Regions from separate parts of the Homo sapiens genome. Here regions 1 and 3 are each linked to region 2. A link is a loop called in an ENCODE intact Hi-C map of the cell type or tissue named here. Cell type or tissue: heart left ventricle. All regions are shown on one strand.

Region 1 (8,000 bases), 110 kb after region 2:
AGGGAGGAAGTGAAGACCACTAGGGATGGATGGAATGGGAGAAGAGGGCAGAGCTGAGGAAACAGTGTATGGAATAAACTGTCATGAGAACCATCAGAGGGCAGGAAAAGTGGGAGCAAGAGAACAAGAAAACTTATGAGACAGGAAGTTGAAGGTGTAATGTTAAGAATCTTCAATTCTTGCTACAGTGCCCAGTGCACTGCATGTAATAATAGCTATTCAATAAATAGTTGTTGAATTAAAGTCATATGTATTGATTTGATTTGACTTCATGCTCAGTACAGTCAAAGACTATTTGGCTGATAACTTACAGGCCAACACTCTTATCTGCCAAAACTTAATCCAGAAATAAGCTGGCGCAGTGGTGCACATCTGTAATTCCAGCACTTTGGGAGGCTGAGATGAGAGGATTGCTTGCGCCCAGGAGTTCAAGTCTGCAGTGAGCCATGATTATGCCAATGCACTCCACCTTGGGTGATACAGCAAGACCCTGTCCCTAAAAAAATAAAATGTAATACAAACAAAAATACTTTAATCCAGAAACAATGAATGCCATCATACTTCCTTCTCTATCACAGCAAAAAATATTTCAGAAAGTTGACTGGATGTGGATTTGTTTGTTTAAAATTTAAGACTGGGGGTAGAATTCTAAAAGACAATAAAAACCAGTTCCAAAATGAAAAAAGTTAAAAGGGTCAGATTGCTAGATGTGTGAAGAGTCAGAATAAGGCACTTTAAAAATGATGGGAAGACAGAAGCAGAAGGAAGGGGCAGTGTTTGAGGAATTACAAATCTAATTCCCATTAACAGCAACTATTGCAGAGGTCAGGGCAGGCCAAACTCACTGAAGGAAAAATACTCTGTAAGGTTTCAAAAACAGCCGATTGCAGAGATTGTCCTTCTCACTTCTTACATGGTATCTGACCACCCCTCTCTCATGCAGGCACTGATGATAGTTTTCAAAAAGTGAATGTATAATCTGAATTAGCATGCATAATGTATCCAAGCCAATAAATACTTAAATGGGTATAAAGCTGTATGAGGATAACTTAGCCAATTCTGTTGGGGCCACTTCAGAGACTGACTCACATTGGCCCCACTTGGATGTAGACCACAGTGGTGGAGGTTCTGTATGCTTGCAGTTACCCACTGGGCAGGAGGGTCCCCTTTACTTGGATGAGTAAGCTTTTGTGGGCCTGCCTTGGTTCTGCTGCAGATGACCACAGAGTCTCACCCTCTGGGCAGGGAGCCAGGCCTGACTAGACCTACAAGGCCATTAGGCAGCTTCTGTCTGTTTCTTTCGCTGGGGTTCCATGGACTCTGGACTGGCTCCTCTCTTCCCTCCACACACACTCCCTCTGTAGGGCCCATGGCTAACGCTGCCCCACAGTTCAATAGCATCAACTCTGGCTTCCAGTGGGGCCGACATGGGCCCTTCCTTTACTTGACCTTGAAGCTTACCAGAGTCCAGTGATTCTAGGAACATCCCCACCTAGATTTCCCAAAGTGAGCATCTCATTAGCTCAGTGAAGGCTCTGCATGGATGCCCCTGAGTCCAGTCTTCCATAAGCTCAGAAAATGTGGTGATCACCTTCAACAGTCCTGGCCACAGGGTCACCAGGAGATGCTGTGAGTAGGGAAGAAATTCCCAAAAGCAGGTGTCAGCTGAACAGCTACCACAAAAGGGCTTAATGTCTGCACTTTTGGGGTCTCAGCACTAAGGAAAGTAGATTTGTACAGCAAACTTGGTAAGAAGAGCAACAGCTTTTAAAGAAAGAGACTTTATAAGAGAAAATTTGATTCAGGTAAATATATATATATATATGCATGTATGTATATATAAAATCTGGCTGTGAAACAAGTTGTATAGAATATGCCAGAACATGTTCACAAGACTACTCAGCTAGTCATGAGCAATCTAGACAAAAATAACTTGGTTTCATCAGAGGCTATTTCCACTGCTCCTTTTCAAGTTGTATTGTCATATTGTTTTGATTGTCATTGTTTTTGTGTTTTTCCATCTTCCATCACGGCTGTCTTTAGGTACCATTAAACAGGTTTATTCTGTCATCATTTCTTCTTTCTCCTAGATTCATCAGTAGTTTGCAAGTTTTTCCCAACTTTTTTTGGAGTAAACGCTGATGGGTTTTTCTCTTCTCTGTGAATATTCTACCCCCATCAATTGTACCCGCATAAGACAGGCTGTCCCCCTGCTGCAGCACCTCCTGAAGGGCACTGTCCATGGCTGGTTAAGGTAACCACATTCTCCTAGCTGGCTCCCAAGGGAATTCATCTGTCCATTTAGCCGAGATAACCAACCCTCTCCTGAAAATCCAGATAAGAACAATTCCATAGGAAGCATATCTCCGAGGTCCCATAGAGTCAGCACAGGCATATTTGAACTCTGTCAGTCCAAAATAAGATTAGGAGATTTTATCGTTTACTGCCTGGATTATCTTCACATAAAAATCACTCCTAAATCCTATGACATTTTGCTCAACCACCAATATCAATAATGACCTATTAATCATTTTTCAAAGAACACTACCTTCCACCTTTTTATTCTCAAAAACTGTTATGAAACCACTTTTTAAAAGCTTTGTATGGAGATGCAGGTGATTGTAATTGTGCTGCCTACTGTGACCAAATTGGAGAAGATTTCAGTTGAGTCGTTGGTTTTTTTTTTTTTAACAATACCATATCTTTTGAAAAGGAAATGCCTCCGAAGGCATTTATTTGTAGGAGCAGACTGATTGACAGAGGTATTCACAGACGAAATCAAACTGCAGATGATTAGGACAGCAATTAATGTTAATGAAAAGCCAAAATACATTCTGCATCTATAAAATGGCTCAGCATTGTACTTTGAGTAATATAATTGGTATATTTCAGAATGTGCTTATTCAAAGGTGTTCTAATAGTACTTGTATAATTTTAAGCACACAACGCATGAAAATCTTCAAGTAAGGAAGCCTGGAAAAGTGAAAGAACATGACATTGAGTTATCATCTTCAGGTACAATTTCAAAAGGTCAGAAAATATCCAAACAGTGGGCATTTGGACAATGTTAACTCACATTCTCACCTCTGTTAAGTTTTCTGTTTACTTCTTTTTTTTTTTTTTTTTTTTTTTTTTTGAGATGGAGTCTCACTCTGTTGTCCAGGCTGCAGTGCAGTGGCGCGATCTCGGCTCACTGCAAGCTCCGCCTCCCGGGTTCACGCCATTCTCCTGCCTCAGCCTCCCAAGTAGCTGGGACTACAGGCGCCCGCCACCACGCCTGGCTAATTTTTTGTATTTTTAGTAGAGACGGGGTTTGACCATGTTAGCCAGGATGGTCTCGATCACCTGACCTCATGATCCGCCCACCTCGGCCTCCCAAAGTGCTGGGATCACAGGCATGAGCCACTGCCCCCGGCCGTTTTCTGTTTACTTTTACGCAAAAGTGCCATGGTTTCATTTTTTAGTAGTAAGAACCATTTTCTTATTTTAAAAAGTAATAATTTAAAATCATCAGCCTGTTGGGCATTCATCATTCTCAATCTCTGTAGAATTGGGATTTATTATAAGTAAACGGGAAAATTAATTTTGTTCTGTCTAAAAAAAAATGTCATGTATGTGTTCAGACTGTGGTTGGAGCATGCATGTGTGAGCAAGGAGGTCTGAATCAGGAGACACTGCCGTAGCTGGCCAGGACATTGTCCTCCTCTCTTGGTATACTCCTTCTTTTCTTCCAGTCTTCTCTCATAAACTGCTCTTGCAAGAAATCATTGCTTCTTTGAGATCTTTTTGCCCCTCCCCACTCCCACATGTATTCTCTAACTACAGCTAGAGAAATCTTTAGCACAAGTGTGACCATGCCACTGTCTTGTTTAAATTCCTCTAATGGATTACCACCACCTGCAAATACAGTGCTGCATCCTGACATAGCTTCACCAAGGGTCTCATGATTTTGCCCTGACTACCTGTCTCACTTAGGAACAGGTGCAGGTGCAAGGTTCAGTACACAAAATTACAGAAAGCAAAATAACCGCGAGCTATTTTGTCTCCTCTCTCCACACAGACTCCCTCTGCAGAGCCCTTGGCTAAAGTTGTCACGTGGTTCAATAGCAAGGGACTCTGGCTTCCTATGGGGCCAGCGCAGGCCCTTCCTTTACTTGATAAGATAAGGAAACAAGATAAAGGTCTATTTTTCTCTCGACTAAACAAAATGCAGAGGTGCACATCCAGGGCGGATATGGCACTCCGCTGTAGGTCAGAACCTTTATCTTTTGTTTCTCTAATCCTCAAACTGTAACTTCCACCTCATGGGAAAGATCACTATTCACCCAGCCCCCACAGCTGCGTTCCAGCCAGAGAAGGGGTAAAGAAGCGTATGCCCCTCACTTTAGAGATGTTTTCCAGAAATCACACATGCCGTTTCAAGTTATGTTCCATTGGCCAGCATAGTCACCCAGGCACATCTAGGGAGAATGGAAAATGTAGTCATTGTTCAGGGCTGCTTGTACTTTTCAACAAGAAAATCTTTTCTTTCTCTTTAGTGGTATGTTATAACCTGGCATGGACAAGCTTCTGGCAGGTGGAGGGATGCCAAAAAGTTGACTTGAGAGATAGAGAGTTAGAAGGATGATCATTTAGAGGCTGGGAAGGGTAGTTGAGAGGTGTTGCTAAGGTGGGAGAGTGAGGATGATTAATGGGTACAAAAAAAATAGATGCAAGTCCGAATGAATGATAAGATCTAGTATTTGATAGCACAATAGGGTGACTATAGTCAATAATAATCTAATCGCACTTTTAAAAATAACTATAAGAGTATAATTGCATTGTTTGTAACAAAAAGGATAAATATTTGACGTGATGGATATTCCATTTACCTTGATGTGATTATTAAACATTATATGCCTGTATCAAAATATCTCATGTACCCCAGAAATATATACATGACTAGGTACCCACAAAAATTCAAAAAAGAAATTTTTAGGACAGCTTGACCCTGAAAAGATTCATGGAGATTTCCTCTTCCTGATGTCTCCTCAAACAAGAACACAGTGCCCCTGTTCTCCTGGGCAGGGTCCACCACTTTCTTTCTAAAGTAAGTCGCAATTGCCTGCCTGTCCATCCTCATGGGGTAAGACAGAGGAGGGCCTTCAGTATGCTCTTATTTCTGCATGTAAAGAAAAATCAAGAAAAGCAGCTCTAAATAAAGACATGCACAAAAATCAAAATGGAATAAGGACTTGCCAGCTTTGCAAGACTATTTCCCCTTTGTCAGCATCTTCTAATATGTGGTGTGTTTGTGTTTTCCTTGGGTCTAATAAATTACCTACCTTGAAAATTTCCTTTACAGTGCTGGATTATTCTTGTTTTGGTCATCATCTGGACAGTGATAATTCTGCTCCAGGTGTTGGAACTCTGGAAAAACTGTGCATCTCACACTCTGAGCTTGTCTCATGGCTGCAAACAGAGTCAACAAATTATCCAAGCAAAAAAATCAGGAGACATGGTACAATGGTAAAATTGAACTTAGAAGGACAATAAAACAGAATGTTGAAGTCACAGCGAACAAGAAGAAATTAGAGCTAATCACTGGTAGTCACAGAAACCCTCATGAAGACATGCTGACCACAGTCCCCATCCTTGCTCAAAGAACAAGGCCTGAAAGGCAATTTCCCTCTCTATTTCCAGCAATTGTTATCATTACTTAAAATCTAATTGAGAGGCTAGCATCCTCTTTTTTCAAGAATGCATAGAAGAATGAGAATTGTTATTTATCTCTTTTCATGTTTTTTTGTGGCTAGGTCATGAAGTGCATACATTGAATCCCTAGTGGCCAAAAGGCTTATGACATGGCTCTCACAATATATCATAAGCCCTCTGACCACTAGGGATTCACTGTAGGCATTTGGTCGTCTTTGCAGCAGCAGGCAAGGAAGCTTTCTAATGATGCTCTTGGTCACACCACAGGTGGCAGCAAGTGGTACCCATGGATACAACTTATAAACATTAATTAGGAGAGGGGGGAAAAAAGAAGTGACAGAGATAAATGTGCTGGAAAGGGAGTTTAAGAGTAAGGCAAGAGGAAAATGAAGAATGAGAGAAGGAAGAGCAGGACCTCCATAGTAGGTGCCACCAGCAATTGTCTACCCATTGCCAATGGCCTTAGGATTTTAGATCATTTGCCCTTGCTCACCAAGAAGTCACAGAATGTGTTTTCTTTTATAATCACAAATTGACCTATTTTCATTTTAAAATGACAAGACGATAGAAGAGAGTGTAAGATTTGTTACAGAAAGGGCCATGGTATTAAGTTGTTTATTTGGCCTTGACCAGAAAGATAGATTTAGCATTTAGAAATGTTTATTGCCATTTTTTATGACCTTCTTTTCCCACATCATAGAGAAAAAAGATCAAGATCTCAATATCTCTTTTACAAATACAAGTAAGGAAGGAGGAATGTTAGCTTATTTATTCTGGATGCAATTTGTTACCCTCCAAGAAAATAGAGGTGCTTGTCCTGTGCTGAAAATAGCCCAGTTAAATTTTAGTAAAAAACACACTGTGTATGATTAATTTACAGAAATTATCATTGGTTACATCATTTAACTTAAATCATCATTAGTGGCCTTAAACAGCTCTTCGTTTGCTCTGCTTGTCCTCAGGTAACGTCATCTTGCATGGAATGTTGCTCACATATTAAAGATAATTAAATACTGAATACCTGATTAAAATAATCTTGTATATTTTGGAGTAAACATGTATAATTCATGTTTTCAGCTCTTGCCAGTTTCACATTTTATTTAGCAGAAAATATCTACCCAAGATTCAAACTGCTTGAGAAGGAAAGTTCGAAACATTATTCCACATCATTTTATATATTGAGATTCTACTATATGTGATCATAAAAGTTAGTATGTGTCTATAATCCTAATAGAATCTTGTTTTTGCTTTTTATAAGTCTGTATTTGAAAGGCAAAAATGTCCTCAGTGGAACCTGATTTGTAGAGAGAGACTTTCTTATGCAATGGATTTTTGCATCTAAGTTAGTTTGTGCCACAGTTTTGCTAAAAACACATACTTAACCCTCTTACATTCTTCCTTGCCACAGCCTACTTTTAGGACCATAACTTCATACAAAGCAATCCCAAGGTTTTCTGTTTCATTAGTCTGTCACCAGTGGACACGTTTTTTACCTATCGGTTCTTCCTTATCCACAGGTATCATAAGTCCTGAATTCCTTTTTTGTCCCTTCAAGAGTCAGTTTCTCTCTCTCTTCCAGGCGGATTGCCCTCTGTCTAAGCATCCTGTAGTCAGCAGGTTAGGCAAACTCCCCAGACTTTACTTCCAGACAGGTAGAACGGCAGAAGGTACGATATTGCCCAGTGAGTTGCAGAGTTAGAAGTCAAAGGTATATAGGTCAGAAGGAGTGTTCACCAGTCTGCTTCCTGCCTTGCTCTGAAGACTGGTCTTTGGAATGGTCACCCTGATGGAATGGTCCCCCCAACTATTGGGCATCTTTCCTTGGCCTTGCCCAGCCTGGCCTTTGCCACACAGTCATGTTTTCATTAAACAGATGCTACTTGAATCACACTATGAACCACTTTGGGAAATTTTGCATTAATGCATTAAGTAATTGAGTAAATATTCTACTAACTTAATTCCCACTATCCACTAGGATAGCACTTTGCCAAATACTAGGTGGGTGAAACATAGTCCCTACCCTTAAGGACGTCACAATTTAGTAGACTAACAAATTTTGAGTGACTGTACTGATTAAAACCTTTCATCATTATTCCTGAATGGTCAATCCAGAAACTGGGAGACAGGAGGAAGAAAGGAGCTTCACAAAGCATGGATAGAGATTGCCAACATTGTCATGAGCGCTCCCAGATGCAGTATGTCTCATGGAATAGACAAGACCTGGCCTCTCAAAAATCTTTTTTCATGAGGTCCAGTGTGGGTGTTTTATATGTTTGTTTGTTTTTGTTTGTTTGTTTGTTTGTTTT
Region 2 (8,000 bases):
TTAGGAGGCTGAGGCAGGACAATCCCTTGAGTCCAGAAGTTTGAGGTTGCAAGGAGCTATGATGGCGCCACTGCACTTTAGCCTAGATGACAGAGCGAGACCCTGTCTCAGAAAGAAAACACAAAACAAAAAGATAATGAGAGAGAGAGAACACATGCGCACAAGCAAATAATGTAGGCAAGTGCTTCTCAGACTCTGTAGTGAAGGGCCACTTTTCCCCCCAATAATTTGTAAGCGACACTTGAAATATACAAAATCATATGCTTGAATTTAGTGGCAATATCAAATTACTTTAAATGTTTCTAAATGTGTTTTGTTGTTGTTGTTGTTTTTGTTACTTTCTATTCACAAGTCATCATAGCTTGGTAGCAAACAGTTCATGGAGCAGCCTTGATATTGACCACATAGGAAAAGAGTAGAAATGTAAGGCAATAAAGATAGAGGTAGTCACGGGTATATAGATGTGACGATGTTTGCATGCTTGTATGGACAGAAATACATGTAACAAATATGACAAAAGTGATGCCAAGCATTTGGATCCTAAAAATAAATTTACTGATTAAATTTACATTTATAAAAATATTTCCAGATTACCTAACAAAGCAAAACCCAACACTCCAGGTTATATACATATAAACTTTTAATAATAATATGTATGTTTCTTTCAGGTGGAGAAAAGTCTGTATAGTATGCTACCAATTATCTAATAAAGGAGACGGGATAAAAAATACAAATATATATCAATTTTGTATAATTTGTATACAAATTATATACAAATATATACTAATGGACATATAAATCACAGCATTTAAAAATAAAATATTTAAAGGTAGAGGAAGGAAATAAGATTGAGGAGACAGGGAGAAAAACTAGACTTGTTTTGTAAATTTGACTCTAGAGTCATGTAAAACTTTGCATTATTACAAAGCAAAATTCAATTTAAAATAAAGTGATTCCTGAATATCAAAAGTAAAATAAGCCTATTGAGCCTGTCTGTCCAGTAGGTGGCAGAACAGCACCAAAGGGACTATTCCCAAGTGACCGTAAAACACAATAATTTGCCTGTTTTAGCGGAATGTTATCATAATGACAAAAACAACTGCAAAGTATCTTAAGCTGATTTTTGTAATCATTTTGCTAGTGGTAGTCTTCTATTTATTCGAGACTGTTGCACATGTGTATTATGAATACAGCAAATGAATAATTATATTCATGTCAATAAAATTTGAAATTTGACAGGGAAAAGGACACTGTGAAAAAAGTCCTCTACTTGAATTTGAATAGGAAACATCATGAATTCATGATGAATATTATTTTATTAAAATACATGTTTTCTAGCTTTGTTCTCTGAAAAGATGGAACGTGCTCAACCCTTCACACACAGATAATGTTCTCTACATACCATTTTCCACTAAAAGGAATCACAGGCTCCCTGAAGAAATAGCTGATTACAGGTCTGTGGAAGGAAGTGTACAAGACGGACCTGGAATATCATAAACGGCTTTGGTGATATCAGAACTCTGCAATTAAGTTAACTCTGCAATGAACTGAGGCACATCAAATATTAACATTCATGAATTCCTAATAATACTGTTAAAATAAAATATTATTGATCATCCTTGGAAAATGCAAGGAAACCAAAATCATTATTTTAAAAACTGGCAAATAAAAGGAAGAGATCAAACATTTTTCCTAACTTCCCTATACATATTATTCCAAGTAACCAAGCAGTTGATGAGATGTTTCTCTTGATAAAAGTACTCCATCTAATAAATGAAGAAGGAATTTTAAAATTTGAGTATTGCCATTTTGCAACCTTTAATGAATTATTGGGTGTAGACAATGGTAATCAATGACTGCCAACATCACAAAAAAGCCACCAGACATATGCTTCTGTATGGAGGTACACACCACCACCTGTGGGGTATTTTGGCCAAAAATTGAACCTCAGTCTGATGATGTACCTGGGTCTACTGTATTCAGTACTAATCCCATGTGGCTACTGAGCATTTGAAATGTGGATAGGCCAAATTGAGATGTTCTGTACACGTAAAATACACACCAGATAGCAAAAACTTAATATGAAAAAAAGATGTAAACTATCTCAATAATTTTTAATATTGACTTTAATATTGACTTAAATTTTAAAATTTAATATGTATGTATGACTACATACATAATATTTGTGACATATTGGGTTAAATAAAATTATATTATTAAAATTAATTTTAATTTTAATGTTTTCTTTTTTTAAATGTGTATTTTAAAATTTTAAATTATATTTGTGGCTCATATTTCTATTGTATGGTGCTGTTCTTAATTCTAACTACAACTTACAGGAAATACACTGGACAGAGGAACATGTTAAATGACACCTTACAGGAAATACACTGGACAGAGGAACATGTTAAGTGACACCAGAAGGATAGAAACAGTAAAACTCAGGCTTTAGAAAACTCTGCAACTTGAGGCCCTCATAAGGACTTTTCTGTCCTCCTTTGACCAAACTGTTTAACCGAGCCTAGGGGTGAGGGGGAGCGACCCAAGCTGGCATCTTTCTCTACGGAGACAGATTTTAGAAAATACTTTTCTTGCCCATGAATTTCTTTTCTGGTTGATTTTTATCATTTTCCCTTTACTTACAAGAAAATAAGATTGCAACCACTCCTGCTAATGATTTAGTAGTTCCTTTTCATTTCAGTTTTTGTAAATTAGGAGATAATTCTAAGAGTTACTAAAGGATGATTTATTTAAGAGAACTACGTCAAATAGCGAATGAGTTATGGGTAACATTAGACGAAAATAACCTTTCCCGTGGGAAAGGTTTCTCGAAGGCATGGATGCAAATATAAAATATTAAAAAAAAATCTAAATAAAGCTTATTTTAAAATATGAAAAAAAAAAAAAAGAAAACTCTGCAACTTATATTTCTAATCCAATTTAATGGTGGAGTCAAAGTTACTAAAAATTTATAAACATGAGCACTGTAATTAATGTGTAGTGTAGTCCTAAACATCAATATCTGCAAAATCATAGATTTGATATCTCAGTTTCATTTTCACTATTGCTCAAATAATGCATAACAATAAAAAGCCTATACATTTGCATTGGCTAAAGTAATTTATCACCAGTGGTATGTGAACTGCACCATGGAAAACAGATATATTTTCAATTTTTCAATCTTTAATAATCTGAAAACTTGATTCTCTCAGTTTATTCAGATAGAGGAATACATAGTTATGATTTCTATACTATTAGCCTTTTTTACCAATATAATTAATTTTAATAATATATTTTGTTTGACATATCTAAATATAAATTTCAACATGTACTAAATATAACAATTATTAATGAGAAATATTACATTCTTTTGGCTTTGTACTAAACATTTGAAATGTGCTGTACATTTTTCACTTATAGCCTATGCAATTAAAATGCTATATTTTTATTAGGAATATTTAATCTAAATAGATATCTTAAAATTTACATTTGAAAAAAATAGATTCAGATACCTAAGTTGTTACAAGCATACGTAAAAGTTTTCAGTGACTGAATTGAGTATCAATCAGTTTTAAAATTTAAATCAGTGAAATTAATTAAAATGAAATGAAAATTTAGAAACTCCATTTCTCAGTCACACTGGCCACATTTCAAGTAGAAAGCCTTTGTTTTTAATTCACTTTGTCCTAAAGCTGCAAGTAGAATTTCTACATCTTATCAGAATTGACTTGTTTAAAATATTTTTCAATTAAAACATAATACAAAGCCACTTAGATATGTAAAATTTAAAAATTCTCCCTTTTCTCTCTTCCATCTTTACTGTTTTCCCCAAATTCGAGATCAAATTAATAAATATATTTAAAATGTTTCTAACTTTAAAAGTTAAGTATTGAATTAGGCTTACTTAGACTTCACTTGTAATACAGTATTTCTTACATGTCTAACATAATAGGTGCTCAAAAATATTAGGTAATTTGTCTCCGTTTATTAGATCAGGAATTATTTAATAGTATCTAAACTTTTACTTTTGCTTTTACCCATTTATGAAAAAAAATCATTCCAGCTTAGCATGCTTTAATATCTTATTGGGATAAATAAATAAATAAGATTAAATATCTAAATAATTTACAGAAAGATATCTTACATTCTCTATAGCAAAACACTGATGAATACAGTGTATATATTGAAAGTAAATCTTGGTGGTTTTTTTTTTTTTACTCACGTTGCACCAAAGCGAGAGAACACTAGGGGGCAGTGTGGTTAGAGCAGAACTCTCAAGAGGCTTGGAAAGGTGCGCTGAAATCACCAACAGCTGGTGCGATAAATGGGGTCTAATAGCAAGAAAAGAATGCATTCGTTTAACTTTACTTTGTGAAGTTACGTGGCCCACATGCATATTATTCACAAGGTCTTGGAAGAGACGCTTTGTTCAAACCCTGAGCCCATAAGTTTAGGGACAAGCTCTTCCTGGAAAGGTCTTTCTTACGGAATTTTCTGTCCCGAAGAAGATACAAAAGAGTAGAGCATTGCCAGAGAGTAACAATTCATAAATACTAACCCCAAGTGCCAGTATAATATTTAGTTCCTACCTCATTTTAACCTTCACTTGTATCCACCATTCCTTCTATTTTCTTCTATTCACCCGGGCTTCTTTGCAGCACAGTCATTTTAAGAATATTCTGAGAGCATCTTAGCTCTCACTCCATTTCAGCTCAGTGAATTCTAAGGCAACAAAAGTGTATTAAGTAATTAATCCATAATGCCAGCCACTACCTAAAAAAAGGATAAGGCCAAAGCTAAAAAAAAAAAAAATCAAAAGCTAGGAAAACTTATTAACATTTTCTAAAATTACATTGTTGTTGCCTATTTTAAGGGCATGAGTAGTGACTTTATGCTACATTTTGCAAAAAGTATTGAGCATAATCTATAGATACTTAATGTATGATGAGGTAAACATTTACACCTCAGACTCAGAACAGGCAGACAGCTAAGTTCTCTCGCTTTTTAAATATGCAATGAATTTTCTAATAGTCAAGTAACAAATCTATTTCTCTTTTAGAAAATTAGAATCTATATGTATTAAAGAGCTGTGCTCCAAATTGTGAGTCTGGCCTACTTAAATTTGAATAAATCATTCTAGAGAGTTGACATTATTTAGTTTTGAACAATTCTTGAAGTCTTTTTGGACTTTATAATTTAGCAGCAGGTGGTTCTGGTCATTTTAAAAGTCCGTGATTAATGTAACTAATCCTAGTTAGTGTTTAGTCATCTCTTCAGATCTTTTGTACCTGGAATTTCTAGAGCCTATTTGCCTGAAATTGTATAAATAATAAATGGTTTGCTGTCCTCTATATAGTGGCAAGCATCCAGGTTTCTGCAACTCGAAATTTCAGCTCCTCTCAGCTTCTATCAGGTTTGAGATATTTTTAGCCGCACTCTGTCAGTCAGAATCCCATGAAAGAGAATCCCATTAAGAGAGTTGAGGTGAATTTAGAGAAGGGTCTGTTTATAGAGCAGGGAGCAGGGTTAAGAAAATACAGCCAGAGAGGCCGAGGTACCCAGAGACAAGCACAGTGGGAAGCCCTCGCCACTCTAGGCCTGAAGAGTCAGATGAAGGGAAGGAACGGGGTCCCCAAGCCTATGGGCACTAGAGCTGTGGACAGGCTGCCATCGCAGAGGGGCAGATTGCTGCTGAAACACCAGCACAGGGAGGAAGTGGCACAGAAGGACCCAGAGCTGTCTCCCCCACCCTCGGCACCCCAGCCAGGGCCTTGCCTGGATCACCCGGTGCCAGGCAGGGAAAAGCCAAGCACTGGGGAAGGTGGCCTAGGAAAGGGAGGGTCACAGGCCACTGAACATTCTCACTCTTAATAAACAGAGTTTTACGCTTCAAGGGGGTCTCTGTGGTTCTTCTCTCCTTATCTTTTTACTTCACTCACCACATTCTTACCAAACCAAAAGGAAAACAACAGTGGAGGGAAAGTCTTACACATGTCAGGCTTTTAGACAGAACCTTTTATTCCTCATCTCATATATATTTTCTGCTCTATAAAAAACTAAAACTTTATCTTCTCAACATCTCGCTATGATAAGCTTTTAAGTGGGTCTTAAGCCCACTTAAAAGATGCTGCACCCTGATTTTGTTGCTGCACCCTGATTTGGGGAAGCTTGGTCAGTGATCCCATGAGAAGGGAAACTATGAGAGATTCATTCTCTCCTGAATCGCTTAGGAGGTCCCATTAAAGCCCCTGCTAAACTCGTCATCCCCAGTCTGGACCACGTTTGGTTAATTTCCAGTTTTTCCTTTCCTTGCAATAACCTGCTTGAAACTCCACCAGGGAAAATAAATAATAATTCAAATGCAAAACGCGTTGTCACTTTTATAAAATATTGCTCTCCTTGCCCCACCCTCACCCCCTCCCTTTCTCCCCTTCATGATTTTTACTGAAAGGAGGAAAGACAAGGAAATCTCAATGGTTTCATTCTTAGCACACATTCTAAGTCTGTCATTAAATGACCGCTGATTTTGTCACATACATATGGACAAAACTCTGTAAGAAAGCAATTGATTAAAATCAATGAGAATTTGCTGCGCTGAAATGGAATCAGTGAATAAAAATTTATTCTGTTTCTTTTCTTTTTTCTAAGAGTCCTCTCCATTATTCAAAAGAAGCCTGTCTTATCCTGTTTCCAAACTCCTTTTCCTTTTCTTTCCCCTATGCTGTTGATTTCCTACCTTCTTCCCACGTGAGTCGCCGGTGCAAGAGGGGGGTTCCTGCTTGGGTACCCACATCAGTAGGTTTTGTCTCCTCATCTGCTTGTCTTCTGAAGATAAATCGTTGGCAGAACTGAAAAAAAAAAATCATGGAATGGCTTTTTTACATTTCTGCCAGGGGGAGGCTATTTTGTAATCTTTTTGCAGCCTTCCTGTGCACAACCCAATCCCAAGCTGACTTGATTATCTCCTTAACTGTTAAGAGCAAAATTTAAAACTGGATTTTGTTACCTGCCCCAGGAGCAGATGCTACATTGCTGAGGTGTCTTGTGAATTGCCAGCGTTCCTTTTCTTTTACAGACAGGTCTTAAAGGTCTTCCAGGGACCCCCTATTAGCCAAATAACCTTGATAGTTATTACAGAGAAATTGTAATTCTTTTTGAAAGTATTTGTACACTCATCCATGCCAATATTTATAGATCAGTTGATTTTTCCAGGTTGTGTAAGTTGCTAACAATGGAACTCCATTTATTTATTTATTTATTTAGAGACAGGGTCTGGCTCTGTCACCAGGCTGGAGTACAGTGGCATAATCACGGCTCACTGCAGCCTCTGCCTCTCAGGCTCAAGTGATCCTCCCGCCTTAGCCTCCCAGTTAGCTGAGACCACAGTTGTGCACCACCACACCTGGCTAATTTTTGTAATTTTTGTAGAAAACAGATTTCACCATGTTGCTCAGGCTGGTCTGGAACTCCTGGACTCAAGCATTCCACCCGCCTCAGCCTCCCAAAGTGTTGGGATTACAGGCGTAAACCACCGTACCCAGCTGAGACTCCATTTAAATAGGTGGCTTTTATGTGAATTATTAATTTTGATAAAGAGAAGAGAAAAGCTGATAGATCAGTGTTTAAAAATCATTTTATGAACTAAGTTCAAAAGAACAACTAGGGCCTGCAGACTTCCCTACTTTACAAAGTAGTGGCCTGGCCAAGGATGTTCCAAACAAGAAATCTTTTCAAACGTGCTTTAAATCATTAAAATAGGGGACCAATATGAGTAAACCAATATAATGAGGCAAACTAAGTAGGAGATTTTTAATGAACATTTTCAAGGCACAGGGAAAGAAGCCACAAAGAGTAACAGCATTTTTCTGCACATACTGTCTTATGAATCTAGATTCATCTTGTTTATTGTGGAACTATGTGATTGGGTTAGCCATCAGGGGAGAGAAGTACTTTATGATGTAAAAGCTGAGTCTCCAGAGATAAAAATCTCTTCAATTTGT
Region 3 (8,000 bases), 72 kb before region 2:
CTTTATACTGCTTAACATCTACACAGAACCGATGCTACCTGTTTAATATTCACCATTAGCAGTACTGCGGCCTCCAACACAGACACACACAGCATATGTCCTCAGCCTCTACAAGGCAGCCACAGGAACCAAGAGATAATTAAAATTTAGACACACATATATGAGCACATTCATTATATTCTGTATTTTAAAAGTACTTTTCAGTGGGGAAAGTGACCATAAGTCTAACTGAAACTCCTCTCTTGAAGTACAGCTCTGAGGGGGCTGCAATATACTTAGGAACAATGGGAACTTTGAATTAACAAAGTTGAAATTCTCTCTGTAATGATGAATGGGTATTTGAACAGAGTTAGAAAATCATAATGACAGGCTGCAAGTAAGAAGGCTCTCATTGTCTCTTCCACCTCTCCTTCGAGACAATTCAGACAACCAGACCCATCCTTTTGGACCTATTACAATGTCAGAGACAAACTTTTCTTGCAGTAAGGGATTTCAGAATAGTGTCATTATCGTACATTGTGAAAGAGTAAGCACTAATATAATGGGACTATTATTAGAGGTAATTCTACCTTAGAATGCGGTGATGGCTGTGTAGTTTTCCTGAGACGACGCTGACAAATGTTTCTTGGGAACTGTGGGAGAGGGCACTGCCCTGGGAAGTCGGAGATTTGGTTAGTTGTGCTTGAAATCATTAAAGGAAATTATAAAGCATTTTGAATAGCAAATCGATCACCGAGCAGAACTTAAGATAATTACATTTATCATTTTGATGTGCATATTATTATTTCCTATGAAAAGTTGGTTATATTAATATTTAATTTTCCCAAAGAAAGATTCCAATCCAGACCACAGATTTCTCAATAATTTGGGTTTTTCAATAAATATTTTAGTTAAATATTTGAATACACACACACACACACATGTATATCTTTATATAAAGTTTTAGCTTTTAAATTTATATTTTCCCATTTCTAAAAATCAATTCTAAGGAAATAAGTCAAATATTTATTTCATAGTTATAGAATTATATATAATAGTGAACATGTAAATATCTTGAATAGACAAAAATAATTATTTACTCTGTCTCCTACATTTGCTTAGATTATCTCTGATTGAAAAATCACATTTCTCATAAGTTACTAGGGGCTCCAAAGAAGCAAATCTCAGTTGAGTAGAGATGAAAATAAAGGTTGCCTTAAGACAGCACCAGCTTTTGAGATGGGGCCAGTTTCTGATGATTCTTATGTCCACTAAAATCTGAGAAATAATGAATTAATACTCACTTTTTTATTTTTTAATAGAATATGATAGATTTCTGAGAGGCATGTATTAAATTCTCTCAACACGACTTTTAACTTCTTATACGTATTGTTTTTACTTCATATAATTAAAGAGCTCTTTCTTGTTTACGTTTATGATTATTATATCTTTGTGGATCCAACCTTTTTATCCATATGGAAATGCTTCTTTTAGCCCTGTTTAAGGCTCCTTGCCATGAATTCTATTTTATCTTATATTAATACATAATTAATTAATAAAATAAAGAGAGTTGCTTTTCTGACTGCTGTTTCTCTTAGCATAGATCTTGGAAAATGAAGAACTGTTTTATAGTTATCATATATGGGAAAACCTTATGCAAAAAAAATATACTTTTATAAGTAACTTTTATATAACTTCTTTTTACTTGAATTTTCCAAAACCGATATTCTCTTTTCAGATGTTGATTAATCAGTGTGAGTTTCCGTGGTGTAATAGTGAGCACTCTGGACTCTGAATCCAGAGGTTGATTAATCATAAAAAAAAGATTTCTGTGGAGGTACCAAAAAACTCTAGTATTTAGCTGTTGTGAAAAAAGTTGGGTAGAAAATGCAGAATTAGGCCAGATGCGGTGACTCATGCTTGTAATCCCAGCACTTTGGGAGGCTGAGGTGGGCAGATGACCTGAGGTCAAGAGTTCAGGACCAACGTAGCCAACATGATGAAACCCTATCTCTACTAAAAATACAAAAATTAGCCAGGCGTAATGGCAGGTACCTGTAATCCCTGCTACGCAGGAGGCCAAGGCAAGAGAATTGCTTGAACCCAGGAGGTGGAGGTTTCAGTGAGATGAGATCATACCACTGCACTCCAGCCTAGACGACAGAGCAAGACCCTGTCTCAAAAAAAAAAAAGAAAGAAAGAAAAAGAAAATATGGATTAAGCCTTTGTCTGTTGTCTCAGTTTGAATTAAAAGTAGTGAAGATAACTATTCTAAAATGTGAGAACTAGAAATTTTGATTTGCATTAAACATGCTAACATAGTCACAGATTAGGGCACCTCATGAGAAACAAATGAAGAGATAAATTGGCCAGTGTATTAGTCCGTTGTCACATTGCTGTGAAGAAATACCTGAGACTGGGTAATTTATTTTAAAAAGAGGTTTAATTGGCTCACGTTCTGCAAACGGTATGGGAAGCGTGATGCTGGCATCTGCTCAGCTTCTGGGGAAGCCTCAGGAAACTTACAATCATGGCAGAAGGTGAAGAGGCAGTGGGCATGTCACATGGCCAGAGCAAGAGCAAGCGAGAGCATGGGGGAGGTGCCACACACTTTTAAAACGCAGATTTCACGAAAAGTCATCCACTGTCTCGAGGACAATACCAAGGGGGATGGTGCCAAACCATTCATTAGAAACCTGCCTCCATGATCTAATCACCTCCCACCAGGCCCCACCTTCAACATCGGGGATTACAATTTGACATGAGATTTTGTGACGACACATCCAAACCGTATCAGTCAGTATGACTTGCACTTTACAACAAAGAATCATCAATCCCCAAGGCATGATTTTCAATGTAATTTACAATGATATGTGAGGGACCCCAATTCTCATCCTTACTCTCATTCACTTAATCAAGAAATACTTATTAAGTACTGACTATGAACCAAGTGCTTTGAATACTTTATATCACTGAGAATTTCAAGGAAAAAATGCCTTTGCTGTGGAAGAACTTACACTTTAGTAGGATAAAAATAATTACCATTTCTTAAGCACAGTCATGATTGTGCTGCATGCCAGGTAATATCTATCTATATACTCTCAGAGCAATCATAAAATGTAAATAGCTCTAACCCCAAAAGGACATTGAAACTGAGAAGGCTAAGTAACTCAATGAAGGCCATGTAGCAAAATACTAAAGTAAGCCTATCTGACTCCAGAACTCCTAGCCTTGCCACTAAGCAGCACTTCTTCCACATTAAGCTCTACTAATAATCAGAGAGACAACAAGCCTGCAAGTCACTTAATTTCTGTTGTCTCTGTTTCCTCACCTGTACGCGTGGACATCGGATTGGATGTTTTCTAAGGTGCTCCCCAGTTCCTGGCTTTTACACATTTGACATGTTCACTGTAGTTTTACCAACACACAGCAGATGGCAGTACAGAGCAAGAACCGGCTAACCTAGCTGCTTCTCTTCAGGTCCCTATGATTCCAAAAATAATGATTTCTCTTCATTTCTATTATTTATTAGGTATTACATAGTCACTACAAATGTAAAAACATTTTTATACAATAATGTATACTATAAAGCATATTTTATGCGTTAAAAATGCATAGTTATGCATCATGTTTATTAATATCCAAAAATAATCTAAACATCTAAATCAGTTCATGATATTGTTGGTATATTAAATATCACAAAATCAGAAGACTAAAGTTATGGTTTCCAAATGTAAATATATGGAAAAATATATGACATTAATATATAGTATATATCATTATATATAATATGCATAAATATGCCTACGTACATAAACATATGTAACATTATAATATAGTTTAAAATTTATGCCAAAACACAAAGTGTATTATTTATTCATTCATTCAATATTTATTGAGCAACTACTGAGTAAGTCACTATTACAAGCCTAGAGATACAGTAGTAAAGAACTAATCCTCCCCTCATCAAGCCCATATTGCATTGAGGAGGCAATGATTGAATAAAAAGAGAGAAGATTAGTGTGTATATAGTATGCCATATGGTAATAAATGCAAAGGAGAAACAAAACAGAGAAAAGGAATATGTCTAAATGAGAAGGAGGGTGTGCTTTGATCATTTTATATATATAAGTGTAATACATATTATGTACACTATGTGTGTCAATGGAAACAGTCAAACTCTGTAAAATATTTGAGGTTGATTCTGGCCAAATATGAGTGACCAGGGCCCAAGGCACAGTCTCAAGAGGTCCTAAGACCATACAACCAAGGTGGTTGGTCTACAGTTTGGTTTTATATGTTGTAGTAAGACATAAGTCAATACATGTAAGGTGTACATTGATTCGGTCAGGAAAGGGGGGACAACTAGAAGTGAAGGGAGGAGGTTCTAGGTCATAAGTGGATTCAAAGATTTTCTAATTGGCAATTGCTTGAAGGGGTTAAGTTATTAATATTATCTAAAGACCTGGAATCAATAGAAGAGAGTGTCTGGGTTAAGATAAGGGGTTGTGTTATGCAGGTGAAGCCTCCAGGTAGCAGGTTTCAGAGAGAATAGGTCATAAAAGTTTCTTATCAGACTTAAAAAAAAAAAATGCCAAACTCTCAGTTAATTCTCTCCTGGGTTATGTTAGTATCTTATTGCTACAAAGAGTCTGCTTTGGCAGTCTCAAGATGTCTGTTTTAATGTTAACGCTGGTCAACTGTGCCTGAATTCCAAAGGGAGAAGTATATAATGAGGTATGTCCAACCCCTAACTCCCACTTCCCATTGTGGCTTTAACTACTTTTCCTTCCTTCCTTCCTTCCTTCCTCCCTCCCTCCTTTCCTCCCTTCCTTTCTTTCTTTTTTACTTTTATTTAAGTTCAGGGGTACAAGTGCCCATTTGTTACACAGGTAAATTTGTGTCATGGGTGTCTGTTGTATGGATTATTTCATCACTCAGGTATTAAGCCCCGTACACATTAGTTGTTTTTCTTGATCCTCTTCCTCCTCCCAACCTCCACCTTCAGGTAAGGCCCAGTGTCTGTTGTTCCCCACTATGTGTCCATGTGTTCTCATCATTTAGCTCCCACTTATAAGTGAGAGCATGTGGTATTTGGTTTTCTCTTCCTATGTTAATTTGCTAAGGATAATGGCACCCTGCTCCGTCCACGTCCCTGCAAAGGACATGATCTCATTCTTTTGTATGGCTGCATAGTATTCCATGGTGTATATGTACCACATTTTCTTTATCCAGTCTATCATTGATGAGCATTTAGATTGATTGCATGTCTTTGCTATTGTGAATAGTGCTGCAATGAACATTCACATGCATGTGTTTTTCTGGTAGAATGATTTATATTCCTTTAAGTATATACCCAGTAATGGAATTGCTTGGTTGAATGGCATTTCTGTCCTTAGGTCATTGAGGAATTACCACACTGTCCTCCACAATGGCTACATTAATTTACACCCCCCCAACAGTGTAAAAGTCTTCCTTTTTCTCCACAATCTTGCCAGCATCTGTTATTTTTTGACTTTTTAATAATAACCATCCTGACTGGTGTGAGATGGTATCTCACGGTTCTGATTTGATTCACATTTCTCTAATAATCAGTAATGTTGAGGTATTTTTCATATGCTTGTTGGCTCCATATATGTCTTCTTTTGAAAAGTGTCTAATCATGTCTTTTGCCCACTTTTTAATGGGGTTGTTTTTTTCTTGTAAATTTGTTTAAGTTCTTTGTAGATGCTGGATATTAGACCTTGTCAGATGCATAGATTGCGAAACTTTTCCCTATTTTGTAGGTTGTCTGTTTACTCTGTTGATAGTTTTATTTTTTCATTTTTATTTTTTTGCTGTACAGAAGCTCTCTAGTTTAATTAGAACATATTTGTCTACTTTTGCTTTTGTTGCAATTGCTTTTGGCATCTTCATCATGAAATCTTTGACTGTGCCTATGTCCTGAATGGTATTGCCTAGGTTGTCTTCCAGGGTTTTTATGATCTTGGATTTTACATTTAAATCCTTAATCCATCTTGAGTTGATTTTTGTGTATAGTGTAAGGAAGAGGTTCAGTTTTAGTCTTCTGCATATGGCTAGCCAGTTATCCCAACACCATTTAAGAGTATCCTTTCCCCATTGCCTGTTTTTATCAGGTTTGTAGAAGATCAGATACTTGTAGGTGTGTGGTCATATTTCTGACTTCTCTATGCTGTTCCCTTGGTCTATGTGTCTGTTTTGTACTAGCACCATGCTGTTTTGATTACTGTAGCTTTGTAGTATAGTTTGAAGTTGGGGAGCTTGATGCCTTCAGCTTTGTTCTTTTTGCTTAGGATTGGCTGGCTGTTCAAGCCCTTTTTTTGTTCCATGTGAATTTAATTTTTTTTTCTAGTTCTGCAAAGAATGTCAGTGGTAGTTTAATGGGGATAGCATTGAATTTATAAATTGCTTTGGAGAGTATGACCATTTTAATGACATTGATTTTTCCTATCCATGAGCATGGAATGTTTTTTCATTTGTTTGTGTCATCTCTGATTTATTTGAGCAGTGCTTTGTAGTTTTGCTTATATAAATCTTTCACCTCCCTAGTTAGCTGTATTCCCAAGTATTTTATTTTTTTGTGGCTACTGTGAATGGGAATTCATTCCTGATTTGGCTCTCAGCTTGGCTGTTGTTGGTGTATAGAAATGCTAGTGATTTTTGCACATTAATTTTGTATCCTGAAATTTTGCTGAAGTTGTTTAGCAGCTTAAGAGGCTTTTGGGCTGAGACTATGGGGTTTTCTAGAAATAGGATCATGTCATCTGCAAGCAGGGATAGTTTGACTTCTTCTCTTACTATTTAAATGCCCTTTATTTCTCTCTCTTGCCTGATTTCCCTGGCCAGAACACTACGTTGAATAGGAGTGATGAGAGAGGGCATCCTTGTCTTGTGCCGGTTTTCAAGGGAAATGCTTCTAGATTTTGCCCATTCAGTATAATGTTAACTATGAGTTTATTATATATGTTGCTTATTATGTTGAGGTATTCCTTCAGTACCTAGTTTATTGAGATTTTTTTTAACATGAATGGATGTTGAATTTTATCAAAAGACGTTTCTGCATCTATTGAGATAATCATGTGGTTTTTGTCTTTAGTTCTGTTTATATGATGAACCACATTTATTGATTTGCATATGTTAAGCCAGCCTTGCATCATGGGGATGAAGCCTACTTGATTGTGGTGGATAACCTTTTTGATGTGCTTCTAGATTTGATTTTTCAGTATTTTGTTGAGGATTTTTGCATCAATGTTCTTCAAGGATATTTTCCTGAAGTTTTCTTTTTTTGTTGTATCTTTGCCAGGTTTTGGTATCAGGGTGATGCCTACTTCAGGGAGGATCCCTCCTTATTAATTTTTTGGAACAGTTTTAGTAGGAATATACTGGCTCTTCTTTGTACATCTGTTAGAATTCATCTGTGAATCCATCCAGTCCTGGGCTTTTTTTTATTGGTAGGCTATTTATTACTACTTCAGTCAGAACTGATTATGAGTCTGTTCAGGGATTCGGTTTCTTCCTGGTTCAGTCTAGGGAGGGTGTCTGTGTCCATGAATTTATCCATTTCTTCTAGATTTTCTAAGTTATGTGCATAAAGGTGTTCATAATAGTCTCTGATGGCTGTTTCTATTTCTGTGGGGTCAGTGGTGATGTCCCCCTTATCATTTCTGATTGTGTTCATTTGAATCATCTCTCTTTTTTTCTTTGTTGGTCTCGCTAGCAGTCTATTGTATTAATTTTTTCAAGAAAAATCTCGTGGATTCATTGATCTTTTGAATGGTTTTTCATGTGTCTCTATCTCTTTCACTGAACTAGTTTTTCAAATTAACTTTGGAATGTCCTTGGCTGAGAAGAGGGGTCCCTTCAGTTGGTTGAGGGGCTTAGAATTTTATTTTTGATCTACATATATATATAGTTTTGTGATAAGAACTGATTGGAGGGTGTAAAAGATATATGAGATACTGTCCTTCTAATTTAAATGAGAATTCATTAGTGGAAAAAAA

What was found. Hi-C counts contacts between places; a loop is a spot of excess contacts. Peaks named below come from ENCODE experiments on the same cell type or tissue, not always from the same donor. Only the 100,000 strongest peaks of a DNase experiment are listed, where the experiment ranks them.
Region 1: it touches region 2 in a loop (3-fold over the local background); 29 of 110 quality-filtered maps call a loop at or near these places.
Region 3: a loop joins it to region 2, with 3 times the contacts of the local background. A loop is called at or near these places in 8 of 110 quality-filtered maps.

The regions. Positions count from the first base shown.
Region 1 is chr18:3,883,244-3,891,243 of GRCh38, reverse strand. The region is part of intron 3 of DLGAP1 (DLG associated protein 1); the gene reads left to right. The region is part of intron 1 of DLGAP1-AS3 (DLGAP1 antisense RNA 3); the gene reads right to left. It overlaps MIR6718 (microRNA 6718), which reads right to left and starts at 5,891; the gene lies at 5,812-5,891. It overlaps LOC124904238 (a long non-coding RNA gene), which reads right to left. Exons shown (of 4, transcript XR_007066270.1): 3 at 5,325-5,451; 4 at 3,947-4,460. In heart left ventricle, no CTCF peak of the experiment used is centred here; no DNase peak of the experiment used is centred here; H3K4me3 peaks cover 362 bases; H3K27ac peaks cover 488 bases.
Region 2 is chr18:3,991,939-3,999,938 of GRCh38, reverse strand. All of the region lies in intron 3 of DLGAP1 (DLG associated protein 1), which reads left to right. DLGAP1-AS4 (DLGAP1 antisense RNA 4) reads right to left here. Exons shown (of 5, transcript NR_102696.1): 2 at 6,737-6,848; 3 at 4,590-4,722; 4 at 4,223-4,331. Among named protein-coding and RNA genes, the nearest start is that of DLGAP1-AS4, 34 kb to the right of the region's middle. In heart left ventricle, CTCF peaks have their summits at 1,011 (motif pointing right), 4,049 and 4,251 (motif pointing right); no DNase peak of the experiment used is centred here; H3K27ac peaks cover 867 bases.
Region 3 is chr18:4,064,160-4,072,159 of GRCh38, reverse strand. All of the region lies in intron 2 of DLGAP1 (DLG associated protein 1), which reads left to right. Among named protein-coding and RNA genes, the nearest start is that of DLGAP1-AS4, 110 kb to the right of the region's middle. In heart left ventricle, a CTCF peak has its summit at 3,407 (motif pointing right); no DNase peak of the experiment used is centred here.